Regions from separate parts of the Homo sapiens genome. Here region 2 is linked to region 1. Evidence: chromatin loops called from intact Hi-C (ENCODE). Cell type or tissue: PC-3. All regions are shown on one strand. Each heading gives the region's core, and the rest is flanking DNA. Links, peaks and the distances in the headings are about the cores only.

Region 1 (12,812 bases), core at 4,066-9,065:
AAATTGGACCTTTTGCTCGAGCAGCACAGCTGAGAAAGCTCGTGTTTATCAAAGTAGAGATAAATTGTATGTTGACAAAATGAATTCAGTGGAGTATCTGTTATAACATTTCATGAGAGCAAGTACAATGTCAACCAAAGCTTTCCTGCATTAAATAGGAAATACCTTTGTCTGTTTGAAGCTTTAAAGCTCATTAGTATGCTATTACCTTGACTTTTTAAAATTGTATGACTCTATCATATAGAATGCTCCATATAAACTTTTGTGGAAAACAATTTTAAATACAATTCAAAATATATCTGAGGGCTGACCTGGTATGGTAGAGAAGATATGTTCAAAATGTCATTACTTTTTCTCCTTCGGTAGAAGATTGAACAACTTTTCTGATTTTAAAGTTATTACATGCTCACATCAGCATCCCTAAGGAGCTGATATTGACCTATGAACATGCAAAAGCAATAGTCCTGCTGTTTTGCTTCTATAATGCAACAGAAAAACATTTGGCTTATACAATTAAGATAATCTGATTGCATCACAGACCTGTCTTTTTTGAGTTTAAGTGATTTCTGTCTCGTGTTGTATGGAAGAAAATATAATTTTTCCCATCTTTTAGTATCAGAAAATTTGCAGATCTTGTTGCTGAATGGCTTATCTTTAGAAGAAATTTTGAAATTGCAACATGAGTACCAGTTTTCACATGTGATAATTGATATGATTTACTGGTAGCTTTTTTAAGCAGAAGCATGTGTCTGGTGGGAAGTGAAAATTCAATCTGTTTGTGGTTTGCCCTCCTTGATATCAATCACGGATTTTAACTGATTTGCCTAGTTGCTTAGGCATCTTGTAGAGAAATTTTAGAATGAAGAAACTCCAGTGTATTAAATTCAATCTGTTACCTTGCTGATCAAGACACTTGCTTTTGCTGGGCTCAATTTGCTCCATTTCTCTCTCTCTCTCACGCACGCGCACGCACACACACACACAATCAGAATGAAATAACAGCAGAGACATTTTAATCTGCTTTAGAGAAAAATAAAAAGTGTAGTATTGTTTAATCTATTTTAGAGAAACATAAAAATATAGTATTACTAGGACTCTGTCTTTTCTGTTTAAGTAATATGCTACGCCAATATTGTGATGCCTAGCTGGTAGCTTGAGATCTGACCTCACAATGACAATGCTTTATTGCTCCCTTCATGCAGATGCCTGGTAACCAGGAGTCCTAGTTTAGCTCTTCAACACTCTTAGAAAATAATCTTTAGTTTCAGTGTATTTGAAAGCCTATTGATCTGCCACTAGTTAGACCCATAGACTAGCCACACCAGGTTTCTTACCCAAATTTTAACCCTGAAGATCCTACTACTTAATCATTTTCAAAAACTCCATTTAGAAGAACAAAATGAATACATTTTACTATTTAATATTTAAAACCTGGCCTAAAGGAATAATATTAACGTATATGAATATCTAATATTCATAGCTATGTATGCTATAGCTTTACCATTGGGGCAAGCCAGACCATGAAAGAACTGTACCCCACATTATATACATTTGCTTTCTGCTTCACATTTGGGTGTTATGACATCAGCTGCCCTCCCAGACCCACCGTTCTAGGGTACAGCAGAACTCAAAGTGTTTGTCAACTTGGACTTCCGCCTGTCCACTAGCTTGCCTTAAGCAGATTCTGAGGAGCTGCACTCAAGATTGATCCCCTATGTTCTTTTGGTCTCATATTCTCTAGCCTTTCTTGTAACAGGCATACCAGGTCAAATGAGGGACATCTGTCCATTTGCAAACAAGCCAACCTCATCCCTGAGGTCAGTGATGAAGTGCTGAGTAACGAACTGGAAAAGCAAATAAGTAAAGGAGTTAGGAAGGACACTTTCTTATTCGGAGCTCACTAGAGAATGTGATTTTTCCTGAACAACTGCATACTTCCTAGTATGCCTTTTGGTAAACTACCCACGTTTCCCACAATATGTACCTGATATGGAGAGGGAAAAAAGCAAACCATGGCGGTCTAAGCAGCTTAGATTTGATAAAAATAATAAGGTAATTGCATACATTTTGCTTTTGTTTTGTCTCTAAAACCATTGTCTTTCTCATGGGTCAAACTGGGCTAGTGGGCTGAGGATATTTTGTTTTTGAAAGGGTTTTAATAGCATCTCTGACCAAATTTGCTTCACTTAAAATATTCTTTAGTGAAACAAGATTACCTCCTCCCACCTCAATCCCCTACAACCCAGTTTATTAACTATGAGATCTAATGAAATTATTCTCAGCTGGTCCCAGAAAAACAACACACTCTGTTTACCAGCTTTTTTTAATCAACAGGATTAAGACATGTAGCTTCCAATTATGCATACAAAAGGAGAAATGGTGATGTTTTTGCTTTGTCTGAACAGAGTGGTTCCTTCAGTTCATTTTCCAAACCCTTCTGCCAGAACAAGCTGGTTCTTCTGGGAAGACGGAACTGCCTACGGCCATATGCACCCATCTGTTCTTCTCTGCAAAAATGTCTTGGCCTTTTCCACACAGAGCCAGTGGGTGGTGGGGGTGACCACTGCAGGTGGACAGGCCAGGTAAGCCTCGGTCAGGTAAGGGGACATTCGTGGTTAAATGTGCAAGTATAAGAAAACCATTAAAAAAGAAGAGTTTGCTGTAACAAAGTTACTTCTCTGCCCCTGCTGTGGGCCATTAGTTATTTCTCTGCAGAGAAATAACTTTCTTAAAGCAAACTCTGCTTTGTAATGGTTTTCTTATTGGCCCACAGCCCTCTGCTGGCCCTATACTCTGAATCTTCTTATAGAAATGCTCTTCTTGGTCTTTGCTAGACATTGTCAAATAGCTTGTTTATGTGCTGTTTGCATTGCAGCTCTGAGATCACACCTGTATGCAGTTCTATAATTCTTTTGCCAAGGACAACAATTAGCTTCTGGTTTTTTTGTTTGTTTGTTTCCTTGCTTAATTTATATTTCAACAACTCCTGGAAAATACACTTGAATTTGCAACCTCCACAACAGGATCACGCGGGAAGCATATAGGAGCTTGTGGAAGAATGGGTTGAGAGAAGGAAATTGATGTTTCTTTTTTATTTATTTTATTTTAAGGGTAAAATTATTATGAATACTACTGTTTTAAAATATTTTATTTCCATAGGTTTTGGGGGAACAGGTGGTATTTGGTTACATAAGTTCTTTAGCCATGATTTGTGAGACTTTGGTGCACCCGTCACCCAAGCAGTGTACACTGAACCCAATTTGTAGTCTTTATTCCTCACCCCCTCCCACCCTTTCCCCCTGTGTCCCCAAAGTCCATTTTGTCATTCTTATGCATTTGCATCCTCATAGCTTAGCTTCCATTTATGCGTGAGAGCATTCAATGTTTGGTTTTCCATTCCTGAGTTACTTCACTTAGAATAGTAGTCTTCAATCCCAGCCAGGTTGCTGTAAATGCTGTTAATTCATTTCTTTTTTATGGCTGAGTTGTATTCCATTGTGTATATATACCACCGTTTCTTTATCCACTTATTGATTGGTGGACATTTGGGTTGGTTCCACATTTTTTCAATTGCAAATTATGCTGCTATAAACATGCATGTGCAAGTATCTTTTTCATATAAAGACTTCTTTTCCTCTGGGTAAATAGCCAGTAATGAGATTGCTGGATCAAATGGTAGTTCTACTTTTAGTTCCTTAAGGAGTCTACATACTGTTTTCCATAGTGGTTGTACTAGTTTACATTCCCACCAGAAGTGTAGAAGTGTTCCCTTTTCACCACATCTCCACCAACATCTATTATTTTTGATTTTTTGACTATGGCCATTCTTGCAGGGGTAAGGTGGTATCATATTGTGGTTTTGATTTGCATTTCCCTGATCATTAGTGCTGTTGAGCATCTTTTCATATGTTTGTTGGCCATTTGTATATCTTCTTTTGAGAACTGTCTATTCATATTCTTAACCCACTTTTTGATGGGATTTTTTTTTCTTGCTCATTTGTTTGTGTTCATTGTAGATTCTGGATATTAGTCCCTTGTCGGATGTATAGATTGTGAAGATTTTCTCTCACCCTGTGAGTTGTCTGTTTACTCTGCTGACTGTTCCTTTTGCTTTGCAAAAGCTCTTTAGTTTAATTAAGTCCCACCTATTTATCTTTGTTTTTATTGCATTTGCTTTTGGGTTCTTTGTCATGAAATCCTTGCCTAAGCCAATGCCTAGAAGGGTTTTTTCCGATGGTATCTTCTAGAATTTTTATAGTTTCAGATCTTAGATTTAAGTCCTTGATCCATCTTGAGTTGATTTTTGTATAAGGCGAGAGGTGAGGATCTAGTTTCATTCTCCTACATATGGCTTGCCAATTATCCCAGCACCATTTGTTGAATAGGGTGTCTTATGTTTTTGTTTGCTTTGTCAAAAATAAGTTGGCTGTAAGCATTTGGGTTTCTTTCTGGGCTCTCTATTCTGTTCCACAGGTCTATGTGCCTATTTTTATACCAGTACCACGCTGTTTTGGTGACTATGGCCTTATAGTATAGTTTGAAATCAGGTAATGTGATGCCTCCAGATTTGTTATTTTTGCTTAGCCTTGCTTTGGCTATGCGGGCTCTTTTTTTGGTTCCATATTAATTTTAGGACTTTTTTTTTTTAGTTCTGTGACAAATGATGGTGGTATTTTGATGGGAATTGCATTAAATTTGTAGATTGCTTTTGGCAGTATGGTCATCTTCACACTATTGATTCTACTCATTTATGAGCATGAGATGTGTTTCCATTCCTTTGTGTCATCTATGATTTCTTTCAGCAGTGTTTTGTAGTTTTCATTGTAGAGAGGTCTTTCACCTCCTTGGTTAGGTATATTTCTAAGTATTTTATTTTATTTTATTTTTGAAACTATTGTAAAAGGGGTTGAGTTCTTGATTTGATTCTCAGCTTGGTTGCTACTGGAGTATAGCAGAGCTACTGATTTGTGTACATTAATTTTGTATCCTGAAACTTTGCTGAATTCATTTATTAGTTCTAGGAGCTTTTTGGAGGAGTCTTTAGGGTTTTCTAGGTACACGATCATATCAACAGCAAACAGTGACAGTTTGACTTCCTCTTTACTGATTTGGATGCTCTTTCTTTCTTTCTCTTGTCTGATTGCTCTGGTTAGGACTTCTAGTACTATGTTGAATAGAAGTAATGAGAGTGGGCATTCCTGTCTTGTTCCAGTTATCAGGGGGAATGCTTTCAACTTTTCTGCATTCAGTATTATGTTGGCTGTGGGTGTGTCATAGATGGCTTTTGTTACATAGAGGTATGGATGTTCCTTTTTTTGAAAAAAATTATTTGATCCAGCAATCCCACTACTGGGTATCTACCCAGAGGAAAACAAGTCATTATACGAAAAACATACTTGCACACCTATGTTTATAGCAGCACGATTCTCAATTGCAAAGGTATGGAACCAGCCCAAATGCCCATCAAACAATGAGTGGATAAAGGAATTGTGTTATATATACACTATGGAATACTGCTCAGCTATAAGGAGGAATGAAATAATGGCATTCGCAGTGACCTGGATGGAATTGGAGATTATTATTCTAAGTGAAGTAACTCAGGAATGGAAAACCAAGCATCGTATGTTTTCACTTATAAGTTGGAGCTAAGCTACGAGGATACAAAGGCATAAGAATGATACAATAGACTCTGAGGACTTGGGGGAAAGGATGGGAGGTGCTGAGAGATAAAAGACTATGCTGTACATTGGGTATAGTGTACACTGCTCGGGTGATGGGTGCACCCAAATCACAGAAATCACCACTAAAGAACTTATTCATGTAACCAAACACCACCTGTTCCCCAAAAACCTATTGAAATAAAAAAAGTGCAAGAAATTTACATGTGCCAGTGCTTTTTTTCACTTAATCTCTCTCTCTCTCAGCTGTTTTATTTCTAGGTCCTTAATTCTAATAATATGTGACTTCCTAACATTTCATTTGACTAAAAATTACAAAACTGATCTGAAATTCACCATAGTGGGGTTTTACCATGTGGGTAAAGTGGACCCACAGACTTAAAAATTGTAGAATCTGAGAGTAAGAAGCAACTTATGCAATCCTCTAATTTAGTTCTTTCATTTTTCAGAGAAGGAAACTGAGGCTCAGCGAAGTTACGTGATTTGCCTATAGTTACAGAGCTAGTAAAAAGTTTAAACTGTTAGATGAACTCCTATTTGCTACTCTACCCAGTGACAGAGAATACTGAATGCATCTATTTACTCAGACATATGAACTATAGTGACTAAAAACAGTTGTGATGTGTGATGTACATTGTTGGGGGTCAGAATATAATACACCAAAATGAAGGTCTCAGAGCAGCATGGAAGCAAAAGTTTTTCTCTGACTTTCTCTGGTCCTCCTGTCTCTGGCCCCCTCATACTCCCTTGAGGCTAGCCATAGAAACTAGAATCCCTCCTCCAAGGTGGGTCATAGAAAACCAGAACCCTTTATCCCAAAGCCAGCCATAAAAACCTAAAAATATTACTTTAACTTTACCTCCACCTTTCTGTGTAAAAACTTGTCATAAAGAAATTATCTGACCTACCTTGTTTGATTGTAGATTGCAAGAGCCCCCATTCTAGAGAGGGTCCTGTCCCATACCCAGAAGGAAGGAATGCTGCACAGAGGCCAAGAAGAATCCAGACAGACAGGCCTTGCCGGGCTTCCCCGCTCAGTCTGTTTGTTTTAGACCATGCCTTCTTTGTCCAGTCATATTTCTACAAGCCTGACCATACTTTGCTGAACCAAAGCATGAACATGGACAGTTTGCTCTATATCTTTGGGTCTTCATCCTGAAGGATCCTGTGTCACATATAAAACTATGATCAAATAAATTTGTATGCCTTCCTCCTATTAATCTGCCTTTTGTCAGTTGATTTTAAGTGAACCTTTGGAAAGCTAAAGGGAAGCTTTCCCTAGGTCCCTGTAACATGTTATGTTTTAGAGGTTTCAAAATTATTCAAATGCTTTTGTATGTTTTGAATATTTTCATGGCATGACACACGTTCGTGTGTGTGTGAAACTTTGCATAATTTTAGTAGTTTTAACTTTTGCTGTCATAAAAATAATTTAGTTTTATATTTAGGAAAATCTTAAAACTCTATGGTTAGTTGGTAAATAGTGATAAAAGAAAAAATTTCAGCCAAATTAAATTTAAAGGAGTTTGCTTGAACAATGAATGATTCACGAATCAGGCAGCCCCCAGAATCGCAGCAGATTCACAGAGACTCCAGTGCAGCCATGTGGTGGGAGAAGATTTATAGAACAAAAAGAGGGAAATGACATACAAAAATCAGCAACGAGGTACAGCAACGGCTGGACTGGTTACAGGTTGGCATTTGCCTTATTTGAACACAGTTTGAACACTTAGCAGCCTATGAGTGGTTGAAGTATGGCTGCTGGGATTGGCCACAGCTATTATTACAGGTGCATACTCCTAAATTAGGTTTTCAATCTTGTCTGACTATTAAGCTACATTACAGTTCATCTACAAGGACTCAAATATAGAAGTATGGAGTCCTTCTCAGGCTATATTTAGTTTGCTTTAACAATAGATACTGGTAGAAAGATTAAAGAGAGTCATAAAGTATGTCCACTTCATGCAGCTATAAGGTTGGACTAATTAGGCAAAGTAGATAATACATCTGAAAAATTCTGGCAAAAAATCAAAACAAAACAAAACAATCAAATTCACCATTTATTTTCCAAACCAAAATTTCTTTGGTTTTTGCTTATTTGTGTTTATACTTCTGTAAAATTCCTACTCAGAGTACCTAGTTGATCATAATCTCAGAATAAGTTATTAAACTTTATAGTCTGTACTTCCTACTGAGGTATAATCATTATATATATATCTGAAATTTAATGGTGTCACTTTCTCAGCAGTGCTATTGAAGTGATTAAGCTATTATATATCTAATTATTTTGAAATTAAAAATAAAGATTTTGTACAGATTAGGGGGTCTCACTGTGTTGCCCAAGCTGATCTTGAACTCCTGGGCTCACATAAACCTCCCACCTTGGCCTCCCAAAATGCTGAGATTGCAGATGTGAGCCATCATGCTCAGCCTTTTTTTTTTTTTTTGACATTTTAAAATTAATACACATTGTACATATTTATGGGGGTAGATGTGATATTTTGTTATGTGCATAGACTGTGTAATGATCAAGTCAGGGTTTTTGGGGTGCTTGTCACCTCCAATGTTTATCATTTCCAAGAGCTAGGAACATTTTAAGTGCTCTCTTCTAGTTATTTTGAAATATACAATACATTGTTAACTATAGTCACACTACTCTGCTGTTGAACATTAGAACTTATTCTATCTAGCTGTATGTTTGTACTCTTTAACCAACCTGTCTTTGTTACCCCCTTCCCACCACAGACACATTCTTCCCAGCCTCTGGTAATCATCATTCTACTCTCTATCTCTATGTGATCAACTTTTTTAGCTCCCACATGTGTGTGAGAAAATGTGATGTGTGTCTTTCTGTGCCTGGATCATTTCACTTAACATAATGACCTCCAGTTCCACCCATGTTGCTGCAAGTGACATGATTTCATTCTTTTCATGGCTGAATAGTATTCCATTGTGGTGTATATATACTATATTTCCTATATCTATTTGTCCATTGATGGATACTTAGGTTGATTCCATATCTTTGCTATTGTAAACAGAGCTGTGATAAGCATGCGAGTGGAGGTATCCCTTTGGTATACTGATTTCTTTTCCTTTGGATAAATATCCAATGGTGGGGTTGCTGGATTATATAATAGTTCTGTTTTTTGTTTTTTTGAGTAATTGCCATACTGTTTTCCATAATGGCTATACTAATTTACTAATATTTAATGATATCTCACTGTGGTTTTGATTTGCATTTCCCTGATTATTAGGGATGTTGAGTATTTCTCATATACCTGTTGACCATTAAATTATGTTTTAATATGATATCTCTGTAAAGGTTAAGTACTTTTTAGGACATGGACCTGGAATGATTGCCAGAATTCATCGTTTGAATGGAATTAATTTTCAAATTTAGCAGGCATATACTTTCCATTTCTCCATCCTACTAAATAAATTAAAAGTTAATTTACCAGGGTGGTGGGCTTGACAGGAACAGGGAACAAGTTTTACTTTCATTTTCTGGGACCACTCCTGAGCTTGATATGCCTTTTAAACACTGACCCTCTGCCTGCCTATCTGCTTTTACTTATACTCACCTTGGAGCAGGTTCTCTTCTCTACTTCCTTTTCTGGGCAGTCTCCAGGGCGGCTTTAGCCTCTTCACTTGCTTCTGTTACAGCATGACTAACCCAGAGCTTGCCCAAAATGTGGTAGTCTGATGAATGGTCCTCCAAAGATGTCCATGGTCCTAATCACTGGGATCTGTGAGTATATTACTTTTTATGGTAAAAGGGATTAGCAGCTATGGTTAAGTTAAGGGTTTAGAGATGAGGAGATTATCCAGATAGGCTTAACGTCATCACAAGGTTCTTTATAAGCAGAAGTCAGGAGGATCAAAGTCAAAAAAAGAAGATGTGATGACAAAACCAGAGGTTGGAGGGATGTCCTTTGAAGATGGGAAAGGGGCCAGGAGCTACGGAATGTAGGCAGCTTCTACCAACTGGAAAAGCGAAGGAAACAGATTCTTCCCTGAGCCTCTGGGAGGCAGCAGTCCCGATAAGACCTGGATTTTAGACTTCTGACCTCCACAACTGTAGGAGAGTAATTTGTGTTATTTCAAGTTACTCTATTTATGGTAACTTGTTATAGCAGCAGTAGGGAACTCATCCAATTACCATATATATAAAAGCTCTTTCAAGATCATAATACCATGTTAGGTATTATTCGTAGTAGAATATCATAATACTTACAAGTCCTTTTCCTTAATATTGTATTTAAAAATTAAATGTATTTTTAAAAAATGTATTTCAAAGCTTGCTTAAAAATATTCTTGTAGACAAATATTGTACTATTTCTGTATTTTAAAATTAATTTGTTCAGTTTATACTTATTAAACATCTATTATGTGCAAAAGAGTATGTTGCAGAGGACACAGAAATGTTTAGGACATGGACTTTAATTCCAAGGATCTCATAAGGTTGACCTCTAGAAGCTATACTATTGCATAAATAACTGTTGCCTGGGTTGGCATACTGTATTAGCTAGCTACGGCTGCATAATAAAGTACCACAGACTGGGGGGCTCAGACAACAGTAATTTATTTTCCCACAATTCTGGAAGCTAGAAGTCCAAGATCAAGGTGTTGTGAAAGGAAAATAAATCTTAGGACCCCCCAAAATCACCAAGCCAAGGGAAAAGTCAAGCTGGGAACTACCTCAGGCAAACCTGCCTCCTATTTTATTCCTAGATAAGATAGCTAAAAAGGTAAAAGAGCTCCATACTTCCCTCACAATTTTCCTATAAGGAATTCTTCATGGGGCTCAAGATTTTTGCCCTAACGCAGTTCTGCTGAATTTCACCCTGGCAATGTAAACGGATAGCTTATCTCCACCGATGCAGGACATAAAGTCACCCCTCTGCTTACCTGAAACAAATGCACATCTATCTGATTTCTTCCTCTACCCTATTGTTTATGTAAAAATGCAGAATCACTGAGCCAGACTAAATTGTGTATTCAGTGGAAGGCTGACCAAGGACTCAAAAGAATGCAACTTCTTCTCTCTTATCTACCTATGACCTGGAAATCTCTGCTTCAAGTTGTTGCACCTTATGGGACCGAACCAATTTACATCTTACACATATTGATTGATGTCTCTTGTCTCTCTAAAATGTGTAAAAGCAAGCTGTACCCTGACCACCTTAGCACATTGTCAGGACCTCCTGAGGTTGTGTCACATGCGTGTCCTTAACCGTGACAAAATAAACTTGATAAATTGGTTGAGACCTGTCTCAGATATTTTGGGTTCACAGGATTGATTTCTTCTAAGCTCTGTCTCTCCTTTGCTTATAATGTGTTTCCTCCTTTGTTTTTACTTGGTCTTCCCTTTGTGCCTGTGTCCTACTTTTTTTTTTTTTTTGAGATGAAGTCTTGCTCTTTTCCCCCAGGCTGGAGTGCAATGGCGCAATCTCAGCTCACTGCAACCTTCACCTCCTGGGTTCAAGCGATTCTCCTGCCTCAGGCTCCTGAGTAGCTGGGATTACAACCATGTGCCACCATGCCCAGCTAATTTTTGTGTTTTTAGTAGAGATGGGGTTTCACCATGTTGGCCAGGCTGGTCTTGAACTCCTGACCTCAGGTGATCTGCCCGCCTCGGCCTCCCAAAGTGCTGGATTACAGGCTTGAGCCACTGTGCCCGGCCCTATTCTCCTCTTCTTATAAGGATACCAGCCATATTGGGTTACAACCCACCCTCATGACCTCATTCAAACTTAATTACCTCCATGAGGATCGCATCTCCAAATACAATCACATTCCAAGGTAAGGGGGTTGAGATTTCAATATAAAAATTGGGGGAGAACACAGTTCAGCCCATAACACATGCTAAGTGTGTGCTTTGGGAAAATTCAGAGAAGAGTGAGCTACTCTAGATATTGCTAATAGTAGAATTCACTCACAAATCAACTGATTAACAATGACATACTTGCCATGTGTGGTTACTGATAATCCAAGAATGAGCTATCCTTCCCAGAATGTACGGTGACAAATGGAGGAATCCTGATGAAGACATATAGAAACAGTAAATAAAATGATGGAACACATTTATGTCTTCATGAAAAGCACTTAGAACCAAGTACAGAAATTCTTTGGTGCAGTTGTTCAATTCCATTCTCAGGTGACAAACAAAGCCAACAGCTATGAGCCTTCTGATGATTCTGCCCTTTTGAAGTAACTAAGTTTGCACAATGACATTTACTATACTTTTAGGAACTGGCATGCCTAGGCTTAATGCATCTTTGTTGAGACAAAAAAAAAAGTTATGGTTTCTATAAGAGAATCTGTTCCAGGAGAAAGAGAATGACATATTGGATATGTTAGATAAGCAAAATATGCTAAGTTCCTTGGGGTCCTAATTAACATATTCCAGAGAAAAGTCCCACCCTAAAGTTTAGGTTCAATTATCAGAGGTCAAAATGTAATTCTGTTAGGAAAGCAGACAATGTTCACAGCAATCCTTTCATGTCCTTATGAACAAAAATGAAAATGTTCAAGTTGGTGGGAACTCATAGGAGTTAGTAATTTAATCAACATACTTTGGCCCATCATTGGGCCAAATTCTAGTGCTCTAATGCTGTAGATGGAAATATGTGGACAAAGGACTGAGCAAGATAAGATGGTCATTTAAGATAACTCATTCATTATAAGAAAATATAAAAGTAACAAAACACCATGTAAGAGAGTTTGAAGAAAAGATGAATATGATCTTTGATTTTCTAGGCACAGAAAAATAATGAAGAAATTCCAGTTTTAGGTTATTCTTTTTTTGTGCAAGTATCTGCTAATTACATATCTTATGCATTTCTCATTATCTATCATTTCAGACAAATTGTGCCTATAGACAATTTCAAAATAAATGTTTTCATACAAAGAAATAAAATGGGAGAATGGGAGCATGCCTAGTAATGACAGTTAAAATTCTGTCTTTTCCAAAATAGTACTGTTTCCATTGTAGAGTAACTGAATTCAATTATCTAAACTGTGTGTTTTTGTTAGCAACATGTGAATTTATTTAATGGTAGTGTGCAATTTTTAGTAGGAGTTACTGGAATTTTTCTAAGAACGTTGATTCACCTCAGATCACATTGTTTTTCA
Region 2 (5,000 bases), core at 1-5,000, 98 kb after region 1:
GGATGCTGAAGTTTTTCCAATGCTTTTTCCACATTCACTGAGATAATCATGTAATTTTTCCCCTCATTTAATCTGTTAATGTGGTAAACCACATTAATTGATTTTGTAATGTTAAATCAATCTTGTATTCCTAGGATAAGCCCAACTTTCCTATGAAATCCTCTAGACCTAGACTTTTCTTTGTGAAAAGATTTGTAATTACTGACTTTATTTTCGTTTTTAATAATGGTAACAGAATTGTTCAGATATATGGTTTTGTTATTGTTGATCTGTTTGGGTAAGCTATATTGGTCTAGAAATTTTTCCATTTTGTTTAAATTTTCAAATTTATTGGCATGAAGTTTTCATTTTATTCTTTTACAGGTTTACTCCTAAGCCTGCGGCATGAATACAAATGATGGCCCACATACCATATGTCTAAATGTTGATAAGTTATGAATCAAGTTAATGAACTATTAAAGAAAATATGTCCTAGCCTTCTAACTTGACAAATATACCTCTATAACAATCTAAAAAGACAGATTCAAATTTAGAATTCTTTCACTTTTCAAACACCACTTCTTTCTAATCTCCTATATTACTGTTTGTAATTTTCTGTTCTCTGCTGACATGTTCTAATTTTGCTTTTATTTCTTTGAACATCCTATGCATACTTATCTTAGGATCTGTACTGATACTTCCAATCACAGACCTGTGTGTATTTATTTTGATTAGCTGTTTGTTTCTGCTGGTTCTTTTTCCTGGTGACATGTTTCCTGTGTGCCTAGTTATTTTTTGACATTGCTGAACGTTTTAACTAAAATTTTAATTATAGGTGTAATTAAGGCTAAGGTGATAGAATCTCAGAGGGATTTTTTTTGTTTGTTTCTGTCAGGCATCTGGGGTGCTTTCAATCTGGGACCATCTTTTTTATTTTTATTTTTTTAGAAACAGAGTCTCGGTCTGTCACCCAGGTTGAAGTGCAGTGGTGCCATTGTAGCTCATTATAGCCTCCAATTCCTGGGCTCAAGAGATCCTCCCTCTTCAGCCTTCTGAGTAGCTGGGACCATAGGTGTGTGCCACCTTGCCCAGCCTTTTTTTTTTTATTTATTTTTCTGTAGATATGGGGTTTTGTTGATGTTGCTCAGGCTGGTCTCAATCTCCTGGCCTCAGGCCACTCTCTTGCCTTGGACTTCCAAAGTGTTGGGATTACAGGCATGAGCCACCATACCTGGCCCAGAATTTCTTTCTTTTCTTTTCTTTCTTTTCCTTCCTTCCTTCCTTCCTTCCTTCCTTCCTTCCTTCCTTCCTTCCTTCCCTTCCTTCCCTCCCTCCCTCCCTCCCTCCTTTCTTTCTTTCTTTCTTTTCTATTTTCTTTGTAAAATAATATACTTAAAATAGTACTTATGTTATTCTTTTTAATTTATAATTGTGTATTCTGCTTTATAAGATCAAATCAGATTTCTTCCAAAGAAACAAGAAGGCTGGAGGAATGAAGGTCAAGCAGAAATGCTGATGCCTTTCATGAAATGGGGAATTTCAGGAACTGCAGGAAATGGTTCACCATGATTCAGTTGTCTGTTCACCACTAAAAAGAAATAATTCACAGGAAGATGCCAGGAAGTTTCAGGAAACATCTTATATCTATCGTCTGCCAAAACACATGATCTCTTTTTTTTTTTTTTTTTTTTTTTGAGACGGAATCTCACACTGTTGCCCAGGCTGGAGTACAGTGGCACGATCTCTGCTCACTGCAAGCTCTGCTTCCCGGGTTCACGCCATTCTCCTGCCTCAGCCTCCTGAGTAGCTGGGACTACAGACGCCCGCCACCACGCCCGGCTAATTTTTTTGTATTTTTAGTAGAGACAGGGTTTCACCGTGTTAGGCAGGATGGTCTCGATCTGCTGACCTCATGATCCGCCTGCCTCGGCCTCCCAAAGTGCTGGGATTACAGGGTGAGCCACTGCGCCTGGCCACACATGATCTCTTTACTGCCAGTGTCTCAGGAATAATATTATGGTTTCTACTTCTCTCCTACCTTTCAAAAGCTTGTGTGAGTATCTCTCACAGGCAGAACATAATCCAAACCTGTGCTGGCAGGCATTCTGAGAAATGTAGTTCCTAATCTTGTAGCCATTGCAGTTCGAAGATCTTGGAAAATAGATAGTGCTGGGTTTCCCACAGATAATTGGTACAACACAAAATACACCAAAGTGCAGATATTTAATTAAAAGTAAGTAAAAATATCTATAGGTGGTACATGCTCAAAATGTTTTTATGCTAGTGCAATCTAAACCTCCTTGTATAATACTTATCTAGTGCCTATCAGCTCCAGGGAGTCTTTCACTCTCTTATCTCTCCATTACTGTTTCTAGTTCATAATCCTTCTCCCTGCCCTCTTGCTTTTTGATCACCTCCATCCTCATCATCCAGTAGACTTTTAGGACATATCAATTTCCTTCTTCTCCATTTTGTGTAGGTCTTATGCTGTGTAGCTGGTCCTCCTGAAAATCAACCTGGGAAATAGAGGTAGTAGAGGATAAAGATGAGTGGGCAATGCTCAAATGCTCTAATATGGGCTAGAGAGAGGGAAAAGTTGCAAACCACTATTCACTAATAAAATTGTCTCCAGCACACACACAGAAATGATTACAGACAATAGGTTTCTGTCCCTGAGTAACAATAATCTAGTCCCAAAGACCTAGATATTTTGTAAGACTTCTTTCTCCAGCATCCATCTTGTTTTTCAGCTTGCCTTTTTGGCCTCCAGGAACTGGCCTATTATTTCATCTACCCCAACCCATGGACAAGTCAGAGAGCCTTCCTTGCTAAACAAACAAAATAACAGCAACCAAAAAAATTATTCAATGCTCCACCCACTCAACTCTGGCATCCATGAGGGTCATGTGTAGTTCACAGATGATTCACGGGACCATGTCAATGGACTCCCATTCGGAATCAAGAAAGACTCAGCCCTTCCCCCAGGGTGACAGGCAGCTCACCTCTGCACTCTTACATGATTCACTCAGGGCAATAGCACCTTCATCACTCAATGGCAGAGCCTGCCCAAAGTAAGCAGACCACACATCAAAACAGAAAGCTAGTGCCCTCAGCTTGGGTCTACTAGGATCCTGGTGATAAAAAGATAGAGGCTGGAACCAAATACCTCTTACACCTTTGACTTTTCTATGACCAATATTGCCTGTGGAAACAGGGTTAGAATGAAAAGGACCTTATTATCTCTCTGCTCACAGTGACTTGTAGGATTGAAAAAGAACCCTATTGGAAGCTCTGTTCTGGGCTGAAGCCTATCATCCCTCCTAGCATGAAGGAGATACTTGAGTCATTCTTACTGGGTTCCTGGGCTGCACTGTGAATGCCAGCATCTGCTTCACGGGAGAGGAAGGAAGAAAAGAGAGAAGCAGAAAAGATATTTATGCAAAGTATCCTGTATTAGTTCCATACTTTACTTGGTTCGGTATTAAGTGACTTCTTTTTTAATATCTTAAAGTAGCAGAGGAAGGTAGGCTACAGGCATTTTAATGTAAATGTGGATTTCTGGGTAAATACAATTTAATAGTGGTTTCTACTTTGTGGATGATCCTATGCCCCCAACTGAGGAACTTGTTCTTAATGCCACACTTCCTGGGGAAGACACAGCTGCCAAATTCCTTTGCACAATCCCTAAAGAATGTTTTTGCCTTGAAAGTGTATTTGCTCAGCCTTGTCAGGTTTGGCTGTGAAGGGTGGGTCAGCCCACTGGGTGTGCTGCATACCTTCCTGGAGAGACCCAGGAAGCTGCCCAGCTACGCAAAGGGCAGTCAAATCTCTAGGTGGAACATTAGAATTTGTTTACTATGGTTAGGAATTTGCCCAGAGGTATCTGAAGTGCTTTGCTGAGGCTTTCTGGATGATAATTTTTTTGTTGCAGTTTTTAAATGTTTGTTTGTTTACAGAAAATGACTTCACCAACATAATTTTTAACCTTTCTTGATTTACCTCTGTGAAATCAGTGAAATATATTGGCGCTGTTTCTAGAAATTTCTGCAGTCAACTCAAGTAGCACCTGAAAAAGTCCCACAGCCTGTTGGCCAGTACATGTGCAGGATGTACAGGTTTGTTACCTAGGTAAACATGTGCCAGGGTGGTTTACTGCACATATTGTCCTGTCACCCAGGTATTAAGCCTGGCATCCACTAGCTATTCTTTCTGTTCCTCTCCTTCCTCCCACCCGCAATCTTCTGACAGGCACCAATGTGTGTTTTTCCCTCACATGTGTCCACGTGTTCTCATTGTTCAGCTCCTGCTTACAAGTGAGAACATGCAGTATTTGGTTTTCTGTTCCTGTGTTTGCTAAGGATAATGGCCTACAGCTCCATCCATGCCCCTGCAAAGGACATGATCTCCTTCCTTTTTATGGCTGCATAGTATTCCGTGGTGTATATATACCACATTATCTTTATCCAGTCTATCATTGATGGGCATTTAGGTTGATTCCATGTCTTTGCTGTTGTGAATAGTAAAGCTGCTGATTTGACTGTATGACCCATCGCTTCACTAATTGAGCCTTGTCTTACTTCAGTAGAGACTCCTATGGGGTTTTTTTTACCCAGCTTGACTCCAGATTTTTCATTTCATTTTCATTCCATTACTGTTGGGAGAAATAAAGATTTGGAAGAAAGAGTCAAGGACAATAGATCTTATAAAGTTGCTTCATCAGAAACCTACTGGGGATTACTTTTGCTGTAAGACAGAAATTTCCTCCTACTTAATATTTTTTTTTTAATTTGGAACCCATCTATTTCAACAGATGTAAAATAGACCTTGGTTGGAAAAGGAAAGGCAGAGAGGGAATATCTGCTTATGGATATTAGTGATTGAGGATAATGCACTTTATGTATGCCCTTTTCTGTAGTTGAAGATGAATATAATAGTGTGTGGACAACACAACCTTTCCTTAAGTAAATGCGCATGTAAAAGTGGCTTACATTCCCATGTAGGATACAGGAAGAATAATATTT

Evidence for each region. A loop is a pair of places that touch in the nucleus more often than their neighbours do. Peaks named below come from ENCODE experiments on the same cell type or tissue, not always from the same donor. Only the 100,000 strongest peaks of a DNase experiment are listed, where the experiment ranks them.
Region 2: a loop joins it to region 1, with 3 times the contacts of the local background. A loop is called at or near these places in 1 of 110 quality-filtered maps.

Annotation. Positions count from the first base shown.
Region 1 is chr13:77,416,209-77,429,020 of GRCh38, forward strand. It overlaps LOC124903185, which reads left to right and starts at 1,433. Exons shown (of 3, transcript XM_047430828.1): 1 at 1,433-2,052; 2 at 2,406-2,582; 3 at 6,602-6,894. The coding sequence starts at 1,990. The coding sequence ends at 6,730. It overlaps LOC124903186 (a long non-coding RNA gene), which reads left to right and starts at 11,388. Exons shown (of 4, transcript XR_007063828.1): 1 at 11,388-11,480. In PC-3, for the core only: no CTCF peak of the experiment used is centred there; no DNase peak of the experiment used is centred there; H3K27ac peaks cover 555 bases.
Region 2 is chr13:77,518,459-77,523,458 of GRCh38, forward strand. No RefSeq gene overlaps it. Among named protein-coding and RNA genes, the nearest start is that of SCEL, 15 kb to the right of the region's middle. In PC-3, for the core only: no CTCF peak of the experiment used is centred there; DNase peaks (open chromatin) are centred at 2,923 and 3,713; H3K4me3 peaks cover 1,106 bases; H3K27ac peaks cover 2,957 bases.